Linked DNA regions of Homo sapiens: region 1 is linked to region 2. A link is a contact called in ENCODE Hi-C or POLR2A ChIA-PET data. All regions are on one chromosome and are shown on one strand. Each heading gives the region's core, a stretch centred on a gene start or an enhancer-like site at or near the end of the contact. The rest is flanking DNA. Distances are from core to core; before and after follow the strand shown.

Region 1 (7,716 bases), core at 3,222-5,721, 570 kb before region 2:
TTGAATCATGCAGTGGAGTTCAGCTACAAATCAGTATTAATAAGATAGCTAGAAAAGCCAAATTAAAGACAAAATAAGAACTGAAATATGACTTTGTTATTAATAAAGCAAATGCAAGAGAATATGGCACATATCTGTATGGCACATACTCTTTTTGTTGGCATTCTTTTGCCCAGCATAATTATTTTGAGATTCATCCATATTGTTGCATGTTTAACCAGCTTACTTCTTTATTTCTGAGTAGTGTTCCATTGAGCCACAGTTTGTTTTCTAAATGGATTAATCTGTTGATAGATACTTGATAGTTTTCAATTTTTGGCTATTTTGAATAGATTTGCTATGAACACCAGTGTACAACTCTTTGTGTAAACATGTGATTGCTTTTTTCTTAAGTAAATATGTAGTAATGGCATGTCTGGATCATGTAGCAGGTATATGTTCAACTTTAGAAACTTGTCAAACTGTTTTCTAAAGTGGTCATGCCATTTTACAGTCCCACCAGTAGAATAGGAGAATACTACTTGTCACATATCATAAACATTTGGAATGGTCAATCTTTGTAATTTTATCCTTTTTAATCAATGTATATTGTTGTCTTTTTATAGTTTTAATTTGCATTTTCCTAATCACTAACTGTGTTGAGCATGTTTTCATGTGCTTTTTGGCCACTTGTAGATTTTTTTGGAGAAGTGTCTTTTCAAATCTTTTGCCTATTTTTTAATTGGGTTATTTTTCTTTTTATTATTAAGTTGTAATAGTTTTTTATATATGCTGGATATAATCCATATTTTATTGGATGTGTGATATGCAAATATCTTCTCTCAGTCTCCGAGTGGTCTTTTCACTTTGTTAATGGTGTCTTTTAAAGCACAAAGTTTTTAATTTCAATTAAATCTAGTACATCAAATTTTTCTTTGATCATGTGTGCTTTTGGTGTTGTGTCTAAGAAATTACTGCCTAACCCAAGTTTACAAAGATTTACTCCTATGTTTTCTTCTAAGAGTTTTGAAGTTTTAACTCTTACATATAGGTGCATAATCAGTTTTGAGTTAGTTTTTGTATATGGTGGGAGGCAGGGATCCAATTTTTTTTTTTGTGGGAAGGGCATGTGGATATAATGTGGATATAAATATTGATATTCAGTGTCCTAGCACCATTTGTTGAAAACACTATTTCTTTCCCTTTAAAATTTCTTGGCACCTTTGTTAAACATCAATTGACTATAAATGTAAGGGTGTATTTCTGGGCTCTGAATTTAATTCTATTGATTTATTTATCTGTCCTTATACTAATATTATATTGTCCTGATGACTAGTTTTGTAGTAAATTTTGAAGTTAGTCTTTCCACTTTGTTCTTTTTTTTTCCCCAAGATTGTTTTGGCTATTCTGCACCCTTTACGTTCCCATATGAGTTTTAGGATCAGCTTGTCAATTTCTGTAAAAAAGCTGGAAGGGATTTTGGTAGAGATTGTGTTGAATCTGTAGATCAATTTGGGGAGTATTGCCACCTTAGCAATATTAATAATATTACCATTTTAATGATATTACATCTTCCAATCCATGAACATGGGATATCTTCACAAGTATTGAGCTCTTCTTTAATATCTTTCAGTAATGTCTTGTGGTTTGCAGTGTATAAGTCTTGTACTTCATTTCTTAAAGTATTTGTATTTTAAGTTTTTAAAAATGTTATTATGAATGGAATTGTTTTCTATTTCATTTTTGGAGTGTTCATGGTTAGTATATAGAAATGCAATTAACTTTTGTATATTTCTCTTATATCTTGCAACCTTAGTGAACTTCTGGTAAGTTTGTTAGTGAATTTCTTAGATTTTTTTTTTTTATTTACAAGATCTTGTTGTCTGTGAATGAAGAGTGTTTTACTTCTTGATTTCCAAGATGAATGCCTTTGACAAAATATTTTTAGCCTAATTGGCTTAGCTAGAATCTCAAATATAGTGTTGAATAAAGGTAGAGAGAGTAGAAATCTTTTTTTTTTTTCCTGGCTTTAGAGGGAGACTTTCAATCTTTCACCAGTTCCTGTGATGTTAACTATAGATTTTTTCATAGATGCTGTTTATTATTATGTTGAAAGATTCTCTTCTATTCTCAGTATTTTTATCACGAATATTGGATTTTGTCAAATTTTTGTATCTATTGAGATTATCCTATAGTTTTTGTCCTTTATTCTGTTAATATGATGCATTACATGAATTGATTATCAGATGTTAAACTAATCTTGCAATCCTGGGATAAATCTTGCTTGGTTATGATACATAAATCTTTTATACGTTTCTGGATTTGGCTTGCCAGTATTTCATTGAGGATTTTGGGTGTATGTTCTCAAGGGGTATCCATCCTTTTATTTTTAACTTATTTGTATTTAAAATGTTTCTTGTAGGCAGCATATACTTGTATCATACTTCTTTATCCAGTCTGGCAATTTCTGCCTTTTAATTGGCATATTTTAAAGTATTCACACTTGTGATTCTTGATATAATTAAGTTCAAATCTATCATCTTGCTATTTGTTTTCTACTCATCCTATCTGTTCTTTGTTCCCCCTTTCTTTTTCTGCTTTCTTTTATTAATTGAGTATTTTAAAATTATTCCATTTTATCTCCTTTGTTGGCTTATAAGCTGTAACTCTGTTTTCTTATTTTAGTGGTTGTGTTAGGGTTTATAGTATATATCTTTAACTTTCTACAGTCAGTCCTCAAATGATATGATACCACATCACATATACTATAATTATTTACATTTTTACTTTTATTTCTCCCCCGGCCTTTGTGCTATTGATGTAATACATTTTAGTTTTACATATGTTACAAACCTTTTGTCTCAGTATAATTTTTTTGTCTAAGCTTTAATAAACTTGTAAAGAAATCCCAATAATAATAAATCATGTATTTATACTTATGGTGCACTTTATTCCTTTGTGTAGATTCATATTTCTATCAGATATTATCCTTTGGCCTGAAGGACATCATTTAACACTTCTTGTGGTGTAGCTCTGTTGGTAATATGTTCTTTCAACTTTTGTATGTCTGAAGAAGTCTTTATGTCACCTACATTTTTGAAAGATTTTCTCTGAGTGTCAAATTCTAGGTTGATGGGTTTTTTTCTTTCAGTACATTAAAGATCTTGCTCTACTGTTTTTGTTTTGTTTCCATTGAGAGCTATGCTACTATCCTTTTTAATTAATTAATTAATTTTTTGAGACAGAGTCTCTCTGTGTCACCCAGGCTGGAGTGCAGTGGCATGATCTCAGCTTATTGCAGCCTCTGCCTCCCAGATTCAAGTGATTCTTATGCCTCAGCCTCCCGAGTAGCTGGGATTACAAGCACACACCACCATGCTCAACTATATGCTGCTATTCTTAATCTTTGCTTTGATGTACATAACATGTCTTTTTTCTCTGGGTGCTTTTAAGATTTTCCCATCACTGTTTTTGAATGATGTTATTATGGCGTGGTGTGCATTGGTGTAGTTTTCTTCATGTTTCCTGACCTTAGTGTTGGCGGAGGTTCTTAGATCTGTGGTTTGTAGTTATCAAGTTTGGAAAATTTTGGCCATTATTTCTTCAAATATGCCCTCCCCCCTATCCCCAGTCTTCTTTGTGGACTCCAAATACATGTATTTTGGGTCACTTGAAATTGTCCCATGAGTCACAGATGCTTTTTATCATTTTGATGTTAGTCTTTTCTCTGTGTCTCATTTTAGTTAGTTTATCTTACTATGCCTTCAAGTTCATTAATATTTTCTTTTGCAATATCCAATCTGGTATTAATCCCATCCAGTATATTTTCCATCTCAGACATTATAGTTTTCATCTCTAGAAATTGGATTTGGGTCTTTTTAATATCGTCCATATCTCTACTTAACCTTTTGAACATATTGAGTCCAGCTATAACTATTTTAGTGTCCTCAACTGCCTTGTCTCAATTTTAGGTTGTTTCTAATTGATTGATTTTTTTTTCCTCTTCATTATGGGTTCTATATATTTTTTTGCTTCCTTGTATACCTGGTACTTTTTTTAATTGAATACCAGACATTGTGAGTTTTACCTTGAATGCTGGATATTTTTGGATTTCTGTAAATTTGCTTTGGGACACAGTTAAGTTTTGTGTAAACAATTTGATCCCTTTTCCAGTCTGATTTGTGGGGACAAGCATCACTCCTGACCTTGGTGAATACCAGTTATGTATAGTTTTTGTAAATTTTTCTGGTGTTTTTTTCCCGCAGTCTTGTGTAGCTTCCTTTTTTTGTGTGTGTGCTGATCAGTACTCTGTTGAATACTTGAGTGGGACCCTCTGCTGATCTCCATTGTTCTCTGTATGTACCTCTTTATTCTACAGTAGTCTGTTATGCAAACTCTCGCTGCCTTATTCTCCACATACTTTCAGCTTTGTCTCTTCATTTCAGAAAATCTTCTCGGCTTTGCTTGGGTAATTTCCCATGGCCTGGAAACTCCCTCAAGGGAGTAAGGTGGAAGGCTTACCTCATTTAGTTCCTATTTCTCAGTTCTTTGCTGTCTGATAGCCAGTGTCTTGAAAATTGCTGTTCCATATATTTTATTTGCTTTTCAGGTGGTAGGATAAATCTGTCTCTGTTACTCTATTTTGTACAAAAGTAAAATATCCATGTGTTTTTTAACTGTCTTTCCTGTAGTGTATTACTGGGTGTTCATTTTAATTAGATTTCACATTTCATTCATATAAACTTTTCTCTCTTTCTACTACCTTCCTCCATCTTCCCCAACTCATTTTGGATGACTCAAGGCCATCAATGTTGAGGACTTTTCCCCCTGAAGTAGCAGTCATTTTTAACCAATTCTACCACATTCCTGTCATGGTTAATGTTAAATATTTGCAAACTGATTGGGGTCAGAGATGTGGTTTGATGAATATATTCTTAGTTTTTATGGGAGATAGTTGTACTTTGTTTCCTTATCTATCAACTAGGTATTTGCTGAGTTCCAATTATATTCCCAGCATCATGTAGTGTGCTGAGTGCTAAGCAGAAAGTGAGTACAATATTGTTTTTGAGCAGTTTATGTTCTAACAGGGGAGACAGAACAAGATCTCATAAAATGTTAAGAAAAATGTTAAACTTTTTTTTTTTAAAGACACTAGACATTTAGAGATGAGAGACTATTCGTTTGATTTGGGTGGTTACGGAGTATTTTACTCTGATATGCTGGGGCTGAACAGGGCCTTTGAAAACGCATACATTTTAAAAATGGAAATAGTCACAAGATGTAATGGAAGAGAAGATACCATTTATGATAGCCAAGCAAATTATACAGGCATACACTTAATGAGAAATCTTCAGAATTTTTATGAGAACTCTAAAAACTCCTAAAGGTATAAGCATAAACTTGAACAAATATAAAGATATACTATGTTCTGTGTAGGAAGACTCAATATTCTTAGAGATGTCAGTTTTAAAAAAATAATTTAGAAGTTTAATATGATCCTGATGAAAGTACCATCAGATTTTTCCTCCTAGGGCTAGACAGATTATAAAGTTCATTTTCGAGAACAGACAAGCAAGAATAGCTAAGAAAATGCAGAAAGTGAAGAGGGGTAAAGATGACTTGTCTTGCTACATGTTATAACATGATATAAGAATTTAAGATTAAAATGATATACCATTGGTACAGGAATAGACAGAACAATTGAAGAGAATAGAAAATACACAATAAACCCAATTGCATATGGAAATTTAATGTGTACTAAAGGGAGCATCCTGTAAGTGGAGAAAATATGGAATTTTTAATATGTGGTGTTTGTGCTAATGAGATAGCGAATTGGGAAGAGGAAAGTTTGAATCCATTTCTCATACTGTATAACAGGATGTCAGTATAGAAAATAATACTGTACTAAGTACTGGAAGAAAACATGGGTAAATTATTTTATGATTTGTATAACACACACACTTTGGCATAGCAGAAACACCATAATCAAAGTAAAAAGATAAATGACAAACCAGAAGGATGTTTGCCACTTGTATAATGGACAAAGTGTTAATCTCTCAAATATCTAAAGAGCTTCAAAAACTGGAGAAGAAAAAGACCAACAGCTTTATGAAAATGTCGGCAGGAGACAGTGAATAGAATTCATATAAACAATTACAGATTAATCTTATATGACAAGAAGCTCAACATCACTTATAATAAGAGAGATATAAATTAAAACAACACAGTATATCATTTCTTTCCTATCACACTGGCAAAAGTCCATGGTATTAAGCATCAGTTTGACAGTGTATTTTGTTGGTAACAGAAAAAGGTACTCTTACATATTGCTATTGGGAATGCAAAATGGTGTGCTTCAGAGAGAATTTTGGCAATACAAGCAAAATTACACATATACACCTTTTGGCCCCATAGTCTTATCTCTAGGAATCTATCTTACAGATATATACTGAGAAATATCTGAGAAATATGTGTGCACAAAGCTACTGTGGCACTACTTCTAATAACAAAAGATGAAACAATTTAAAATTTGATCTGAATTTCAACAAAACAACTATACAAATTGAGACCATAGGGGAAATTTGAACAGTGAACAAGTAGTTGATGACATTAATTATTTTACACATGATAATACTATTATGGTTATGTTTAAAAAGAGCAACATTTTAGAAATGTTTGATATGTTACCATTCATTACAGATACTGTTTGTATTAATACTTGAAATGATTCACCTTCAGCCAGTGAGAGCCCCTTGAAGTTAACTCCTAAGTCCTTTGCCACATCTTTTGGAGATCATTATTTATGTGTTTATGGATGAAATTATATGATTAGAATTTATTTCAAAATAATCCAAAGGACAGGGTATATGGGGAGGCAGAGATGAAATAAGATTTGCCATGAGTTGATAATTATTTTAATCTGAGTGATTAGGGTTTTGTTATACTTCTTCGCATATGTTTAAAACCTCCTGTGAAAAACGTATGGAGTTTAAGTAGGCATAAATGAAGGCAGTGCATTTAGAACAAAGGCACTGAGACCAAGGACAATAGGAAATTGGACATGAAGTTCTTATACAATTTAATTTCCTGGTAAATGTAAAATAGACTTCCTTTATTTGCTCTATATCTTATTTGTGGTGTCTTTTTGTGTGTATGTGATGTAGTGCTTAAGGTATACTTTTCTATTAGTATAACTCTAAAGATTAAAATAATTCATGAAGTATGCAGTTTATTTGTTTATTGGTGCCCATTATAGGGCCTTTGAATTACCAGAATAATTGATCTGGAGGAAGTGAATGTTTTCTCACACTTTTTATGGGGTGCCATGTTTTCTTTTAACTTTTGCTTGAACATAGATTTAGATAGATCAGGTGAAAGAGAAAAATTGTTTTAGTTATACTATATGTGTATTTATTAGAGTATAATAATGAATAAACTTTCCTTTAAGATACTTAGTTTCTTTATCAGCTTTTTAATTTCATCTCCATTTCTCCTAGTCTGTTTTTATTTATCCCTGTGTTCTCCTACCTCTCTAACCCTGTCTCCTTTACCACTCTTTACTTTTTTTTAAATATGCTTTTTCTTTACTTTTCAAATTGAACAAATTGTATGTATTTATTGTATACAATGTGATGTTTTGAAGTGCCTATACATTGTGAAATGATTAAATCTAGCTTACATCTGCATTACCTGACATAGTTATTTTTGTGGAGAGAACAGTAAACATCCAGCCTTAGC
Region 2 (6,798 bases), core at 1,198-3,697:
CTGAGGTCGAGAGTTCAAGACCAGCCTGACCAACATGGAGAAATCCCATCTCTACTAAAAATACAAAATTAGCCAGGCATAGTGACACATGCCTGTAATCCCAGCTACTCAGGAGGCTGAGGCAGGAGAATAGCTTGAACCTGGCAGGTGGAAGTTGCCGTGAGCCGAGATCACGCCATTGCACTCCAGACTGGGCAACAAGAGCGAATCTCAAAAAAAAAAAAAAAAAAAAAAAGTTAGCCTGGTGTGGTGGCGCATGCCTGTAATCCTAGCTCCTTGGGAGGCTGAGGCAGGAAAATTGCTTGAACCCAGGAGGTGGAGGTTGCAGTGAGTGGAGGTGGTACCACTGCACTCCAGCCTGGGCAACAGGATAATCCCTGCCACACAGAGTTGATATAAGGATTAAACAAAGGATGGGCACAGCACCTGGTGCAAAGCAAATGCTCAGGAAATGGTAAAGGGAGCTCTTGGCACTGAGCCACTCCAGGCTATTTTCTAACTCCTTGAGGGCCAAGCACATGAGAGAGCATGGGCTCTTTTTTCTCTTACTGAGCTAGCATTTCACAAAGACCTGGGCTCAGCCAATTTGAGTAAAACCAAAGAAAGTTTCACCCCTCCTTCATCCCAAAGGCATGGTCCTTACTCCAGGTGCAGTAGGGCACATGCTGCCAGCAGAGGGGCTGGGGCAGCTTGCCAGCCCCTGGCAGGGCTGGAGGCGGGAGGGGACACCATGCCATTAGTGGTTCCTGCAGGTATAGACGATGATGGTGTAGACGGCCGGTGTGTGCACACCCTGTTAGGACAGGCCACCCCGTAGAGGGCCAGAGGTGCTCTCTCTGGCAGGTTGTGTCCTAGGGGTAAGCCAGGCAGTCACTGCTAAGTCAGTTCTGTGCTCCTAACCCCGCGTCCTCCTATATGACATCAGGGAAAGCCAGCCACACTTCCGCAACTCAGAAGTAGCACGTGTGTCTAAATGCACGCTACTGCACCACAACAAGCTGAAGCCTTTGCTCGTAACATAAGGCCTGCAAGAAGCAACTGACGTAGGAAACTTTTTTTTTTTTGAGACGGAGTTTCGCTTTTGTCGCCCAGTCTGGAGTGCAATGGCATGATCTCAGCTCACCGCAACCTCTGCCTCCCAGGTTCAAGTGATTCTCCTGCCTCAGCTTCCCGAGTAGCTAGGATTACAGGCATGCGCCACCACCCCCAGCAAATTTTTGTATTTTTAATAGAGATGGGGTTTCACCATGTTGACCAGGCCGGTCTCCAACTCCTGACCTCAGGTGATCCACCCGCCTCGGCTTCCCAAAGTGCTAGGATTCCAGGCGTGAGCCACCGCACCTGGCCGGAAATAGTTTTTAAAAGGCCTGCTATGTGGTAGCATTTGCTTGGAGGGCCCAGGCCCCACTGAAGGGGATTTCCTTAGACCCCCTACCAACAGAGTGAGGGCAGTGGAGCCAAGGCTCTTGGCATGAATAAGATGGGCATCAGTGTTTTAAACTGTGTTGGTCCCCAGAGCAGGGACCAAGCACAGGGCTCTGGCCACTTCCAGCAGGAAGGACTCGCACCCCCAGTGGCCCCATGCACCGTATCTGTTGGCTTCCTGGCTCTGGCAACGTAGCTTATAATCAGCTTCCAAGGAGTCTGCCTTGGAGGGAGGTGGTTACGCCAAAATGCTGGGCCTTTCCATCCTCCGTGTTATGTGTGTGAGGGAGGGAGTTTAGTAAGTGCTCCTGAGAGCCAGAAGGGCCCCCGGGGCCAGAGCCCTGGGCTTGATTCCTTCTCTGGGGACCGACACAGTTGAAAACATTGATGCCCGCCCTATCCTTACTGATGCCCAGAGCCTTAGCTCCACTGCCTTCGCTCTGCTGCTCTGCCAAACAGGATCCTACCTGCTTCACCACATCCGTGGCTGCCCACCTTCACTGCACTTTAGAACAGTCCAGGGAGCTTTAGAGCCACTGATGCTGGCACGTCACTTCCAGGAAACATGATTTAACCAGCCCCGGGTGGGGCCCGGGCATTGGTATTTTTTTTGTAGGCTCCCAGGTATGTTCTCATGCACATGGCCAGGGTTGAGCCCCAGTGACCCAGATGTTGGCGGCTTCCCCCACCCTTGCCTGGATCCCGGTATCCTGTAGGTGCTGAAAGGTGGCTAGAATTAGCCCACCCCCTCCTCCTGTATCCCCCCACCACAGTCCTGAGGGCACCTGCCCCTAGCTCAGGCTTTCACATTCCCAGCGAGGCTGCTCACTGACTCTGGGTTGCATGGAGAGCAGAGGAAGATGCGTGGAGAGAGCCATTCCGCCGCCCTCAGCCTCTGGCTGGCGAGTGGTTCCTCGGCAACCGCCCAGCCTGACACCAGATTGGAGTTCACATGATTCTGCCTCAGCTCGGGAATGGGCAGCCTCCAGCTGGGGATTTTCTAGCCGGAGCTGGGAGGTTCAGGCTGCGGGAAGTCGCTGGAGGGAGAGCTGGGATCGTGGCTGCAAGGGTGCCCAGGCTCCTGCAGAGCCTCTGCAGGAAGCCCAGCTGTTTGAGGTTTGAAGGCAGAGCCTAGCTGGGGCAGGCAGAGTCAGAGAGGACTCGTTTCAGAGTCCCCCCTCAGAGGACTCCCTCCATCCTGATTTCAGCAGCTGCCTGCTCCTCACCTGGTTGCAGAGACCACACTGCCTTCCTGGGGCCCTGAGGCTCTAGGAGAAGCTGGAAAGCACAGGTGGGGGTCCATCCAGCTGTTTCCAAACTGCGGGTTGTGACCCATTCATGGGTCAGTAAATCAACTTCATAGCTCATGACCTGCATTTAAAAAATTGAAATAGAATAGAAATGATCAGAGTGCGTGGCAAGAAGTAGGGTAAGTATTGCTTTGGGGAAGTTTGTTGCTTTGTACAGATGTGTGTGTGTGTGTGTGTGTGTGTGTGTGTGTGTGTGTCTGTGTTCTGGGTCGCGATGTCAGGTGTATTTCTTGCTATTGCTTGTGATCCAAAAAGCTCAAAGGCAGCAAGTTGGTGCCTAGACACGTGGGTTCTGGATTCAGATCCACCCCAACTGACTGTGTGAGTTTGAGCCTCCCTGCATTAGCCTCTCTGGGCTTCAGGTTCTGAGAAATGGCTTAGCAATGCCAGCCCACCTGACTCACAGGGACTTCGTGGGCCCAGATGGGACTGACCTTTGAAACAGTGACAAGGGTTCTAGAAGTGAGATGCTATGGTCCACGTTGTTGCTGGAGTGAGGCGATCTGGGGGGAAAATGGGGACTAAGGAAAAATGCATCCTGATGTTTCCCCTCTCCTCAGAGGGAAAAATAAAGCACTTTCAGAAAATGAAACAGCCTTGCTTAAAGCATGCAGAGGTTTGGCCAACTGAAGGAAAAGGAAGCTGGGCCCTGGGGAAACTCCCCAGCTCTTGTGGGTTTGGGGTTCCGTGAGCAGCCCTGGCACCATGAGTAACTGTCTGTGTGCGTGCCGGTGTGTGCTGCACGAAAGGGGGGGCGAGTTAGATCACTATTTATGTGCCAGCTGGAATCCAGCATTTAGGCACCTCCGCCTTCTGACTTGGGACATGCAAGAGACTCCTAGCTTAGTCAGAGAGGCCTTTCCTTCCTGTTGGGAGCTTAATTTCTCTTGGTCATTAAAGTCCTCAGAGACCTCTATGCTGATTTGCATTTGCTAAAGATTTGCTTTCAGGCGTTGAGTCACTCTATAGTTTTTCTCAATTTTTTAGCTGGGTAATAAAGTGTTATTTTGATTCTTTTCTCCAATGCCTTCCCAAACTACGGACTGGCCACGTGGCTGGTTTTCCTCAGTGGGCGTTGAAAACATGGTTGACCTGCTAAAGCATAGTCCAGGTGAAGGGGCCAGGCCAGGACCAAGCCTGGTGGCCATTGCTGCAGCATCTGTGAGGACTGGAGCTTGGCTGAGCTGGGGGCTTGAGGGTGGTGGTTCTGGGATGATCATGATAGTCAGCACAGCATGAAGGAAAGTATGGACCAGTCCGAGTTCCAGACCTGGCCTGCCGCATCTCAACTGCAGAGACTTCAGCAGGTTGGTTCATCTCTCTGAGCCTCAGTTTCTTTATCTGTAAAGTGGGAGCTGATGAGAGTGGTGTTGAAAGAGAGAACAGACATTCAGAAACTTGCCTGGCAAGTGCAGGGCCCTCGACAGATGTGGCTTAGTTCTTCTCTACATCTACGTTTTTCCATTTATGGAATATTTTCGCATCCACTGTGTTCTTTGATTTTTGAGGAGGAAGGTTCCTGTGGAGATGAGGTAGAGGGCAAGTCAGAGTTTCCATCTGGGGGTGCCTGTCCTCAGGGAACAGTAGAAGGGAAGGCACTGGTGAAAAATCAGGACCCTCAGACCAGCTCAGGCAGGCTGAGCAGAGAGGGGACCACGGTGATTCCTCCTCCTCACTTTCCTGTTTCTATTAATGATATCCTCACTGTCCCAGCACCCAGCCTCAACCCCCCACCACTTACCTATCCACTCACTCACCTACTCACCTACTCACCTATCCACCCACCCATAATCCATCTGCCACCCATTCCCTCATCCATCTATCCATCTTCCCCTCACCTGTGCATCCATTTACACATTCACCCATCCACTTAGCCACCCACCCACCCACCCACCCACCCTTCCATCAGCTCACCTATCCACCCACCCATACGTCCGTCTGTCCACCCATTCACTCATCCCTCTATCCCTCTACCCCTCACCCATGCATCCATTTACACATTCACCCATCCACTTATCCATCCACCCACCCATCTATCCACTCACCTCTCCAGCTGCCCATATATCCATCTATCCAGCCATCCAGTCATCCATCTATCTGGCTACCCCTATCCCTCCATTTACTCATTCACCCTCCCACCTCTCCACCATCCATCCAACAAATAATTCTGGGGAGGCTATAAGGACCAGGCACCAAGAAAAATCTCCAATTTGCCCCTGGTTGTTCCCCACCTCCCTTGTAATTACTTGCCAGTTCTACAGCTTCACACTGTTTCCTCTCTCGCCCTGCCTACCTCTTATTTAGATCCAGTCACACCAACCTACTTTCAGTTCCGCAGAGCTGCCCCTTCTCTTCCTCTTGCATTTCGTCTGTTTCCACACATTTTCCACAGGTAGAAACTCTCCTCTGCTTCGGCAGCACTTCCTCTTTCTTCTGATCTTACTGTAACTGCCGATGCTCAGGAAGGCCTTTCCTGACAGGGTGAGGCCCCCACCCGTGAATCCTCACAAAACCCTGCGCTCTCTTTGTGAGCTTGTTTCACTTATCTTCTCTCCTCCGCCTTAGGACTAAAAACCACTTGTTACTAGGGGCCAGTGTCTAGTGTTGTGCCTTCCATATAATAGACACTCGGTGAGTATTTGCTGTATGAATGAATACTTGGGTGGACGGATGGATGAATGGATGATGGATGTTTGAATGGATGGATGAACAGATGGATGGATGGGTGGATGATTGGAGAACCATGGAAGCATTTGCAGCAGGGTGTGACTGGGTTAGATTTCTGTTTAGAGGATGGCTTTGAGGATAGTAAGATGGAGACAGGAAGCAGCCCAGGAGGAGGCTGTTGCACTGACTCTGGGAAGGAGCTCTTGACCAAGCCCATCTAGGGTGCTGGCAAGAGAGCTGAAGAGGAGGAGATGGATGTAGGAAATACTTAGAGTTGAAAATGGTAGAACTTGGAAATTAACTGGACGCTGTGGATGAAGATGTGGGTGAAAGCTGAAGGCCAGCCATTGACATGAATGATTGGGCAGGTGAGGAGGCCCCTTCCAAGAACAGGGCAGTGGAGAAAATGATGGACCCAGCGTGGGCCTCACTGAGCGTGTCCTGTGAGTGGCAGGAAGCTGGTTATGCCTTCATCCTGGGAAAGACCTGGGAGTCATCAGAGTGTAGATGGGGTTGAAACCACGGAGAAGCAGCCATCCCACAGGGAGTGCACAGGGAATAAAAAGGGCAAACCAGTGTTTAATGTGTGTGGCAGAGAGGCCCACTGCACCCACCATACACTGCCTTGCATGATAGTGATTTGTGCATGGGACATTCCTGTCTTTCGAGCTTGGAGGTTCCTTGAGACTGGCAGCCATTTCTTGCATTTTGTTTGTTTTGAGATGGGGGGTCTCACTCTGTCACCCAGGCTGGAGTACAGTGGCACGAACATGGCTCACTGCGGCCTTGACCTCCTGGGCTCAAGCGATCCTCCCACTTCAGCCTTCTGATTAGCTGGGACTATAGGTGTGCACCACCATGCTTTGCTAATTTTTAAATTTTATGTAGAGACAGAGTCTTGCTGTGTTGCCCAGGCTGGTCTTGAATGTTGCGGGAAGTCAGGGACCCTGAATGGAGGGACCGGCTGAAGCCATGGCAGAAGAACATAAATTGTGAAGATTTCATGGACATTTATTAGTTCCCCAAATTAATACTTTTATAATTTCTTATGCCTGTCTTTACTGCAATCTCTGAACATAAATTGTGAAGATAATCATGGACATTTATCACTTCCCTCATCAATACTCTTATGATTTCCAATGCCTGTCTTTAATCTCTTAATCCCATCATCTTCGTAAGCTGAGGATGTATGTTGCCTCCGGACCCTGTGATAATTGCGTTAACTGCACAAATTGTTCGTAAAGCATGTGTGTTTAAACAATATGAAATCTGGGCACCTTGAAAGAAGAACAGGATAAAGCGATGTTCAGGGAACAAGGGAGGTAACCATTAGGTCTGGCTGCCTGAGAGCTGGGTGGAACAGAGCCATATTTCTCTTCTTTCAAAAGTGTATAGG

The links. A loop is a pair of places that touch in the nucleus more often than their neighbours do. ChIA-PET counts read pairs that join two places held with the same protein, here RNA polymerase II (POLR2A).
Region 1: a loop to region 2 is called in a map of B cell, with 9 times the contacts of the local background. The contact joins the enhancer-like site here to the promoter of GPR68 in region 2. A Hi-C loop is called at or near these places in 1 of 168 maps with a recorded cell type or tissue (B cell). POLR2A ChIA-PET finds 5 or more read pairs at or near these places in 1 of 52 experiments (CD8-positive, alpha-beta memory T cell).

The regions. Positions count from the first base shown.
Region 1 is chr14:91,814,831-91,822,546 of GRCh38, reverse strand. The region is part of intron 1 of TC2N (tandem C2 domains, nuclear); the gene reads left to right. Among named protein-coding and RNA genes, the nearest start is that of TC2N, 49 kb to the left of the region's middle. Within about 2 kb of position 4,471, at least 2 of the 41 ENCODE cell types and tissues checked have a DNase peak (open chromatin) inside an H3K27ac peak, as active enhancers do; they include B cell, where a contact is called at or near this core.
Region 2 is chr14:91,240,353-91,247,150 of GRCh38, reverse strand. It overlaps GPR68 (G protein-coupled receptor 68), which reads left to right and starts at 2,447. Exons shown (of 2, transcript NM_001177676.2): 1 at 2,447-2,854. RefSeq lists enhancers at 2,680-2,729, 2,249-2,750, 3,810-3,919.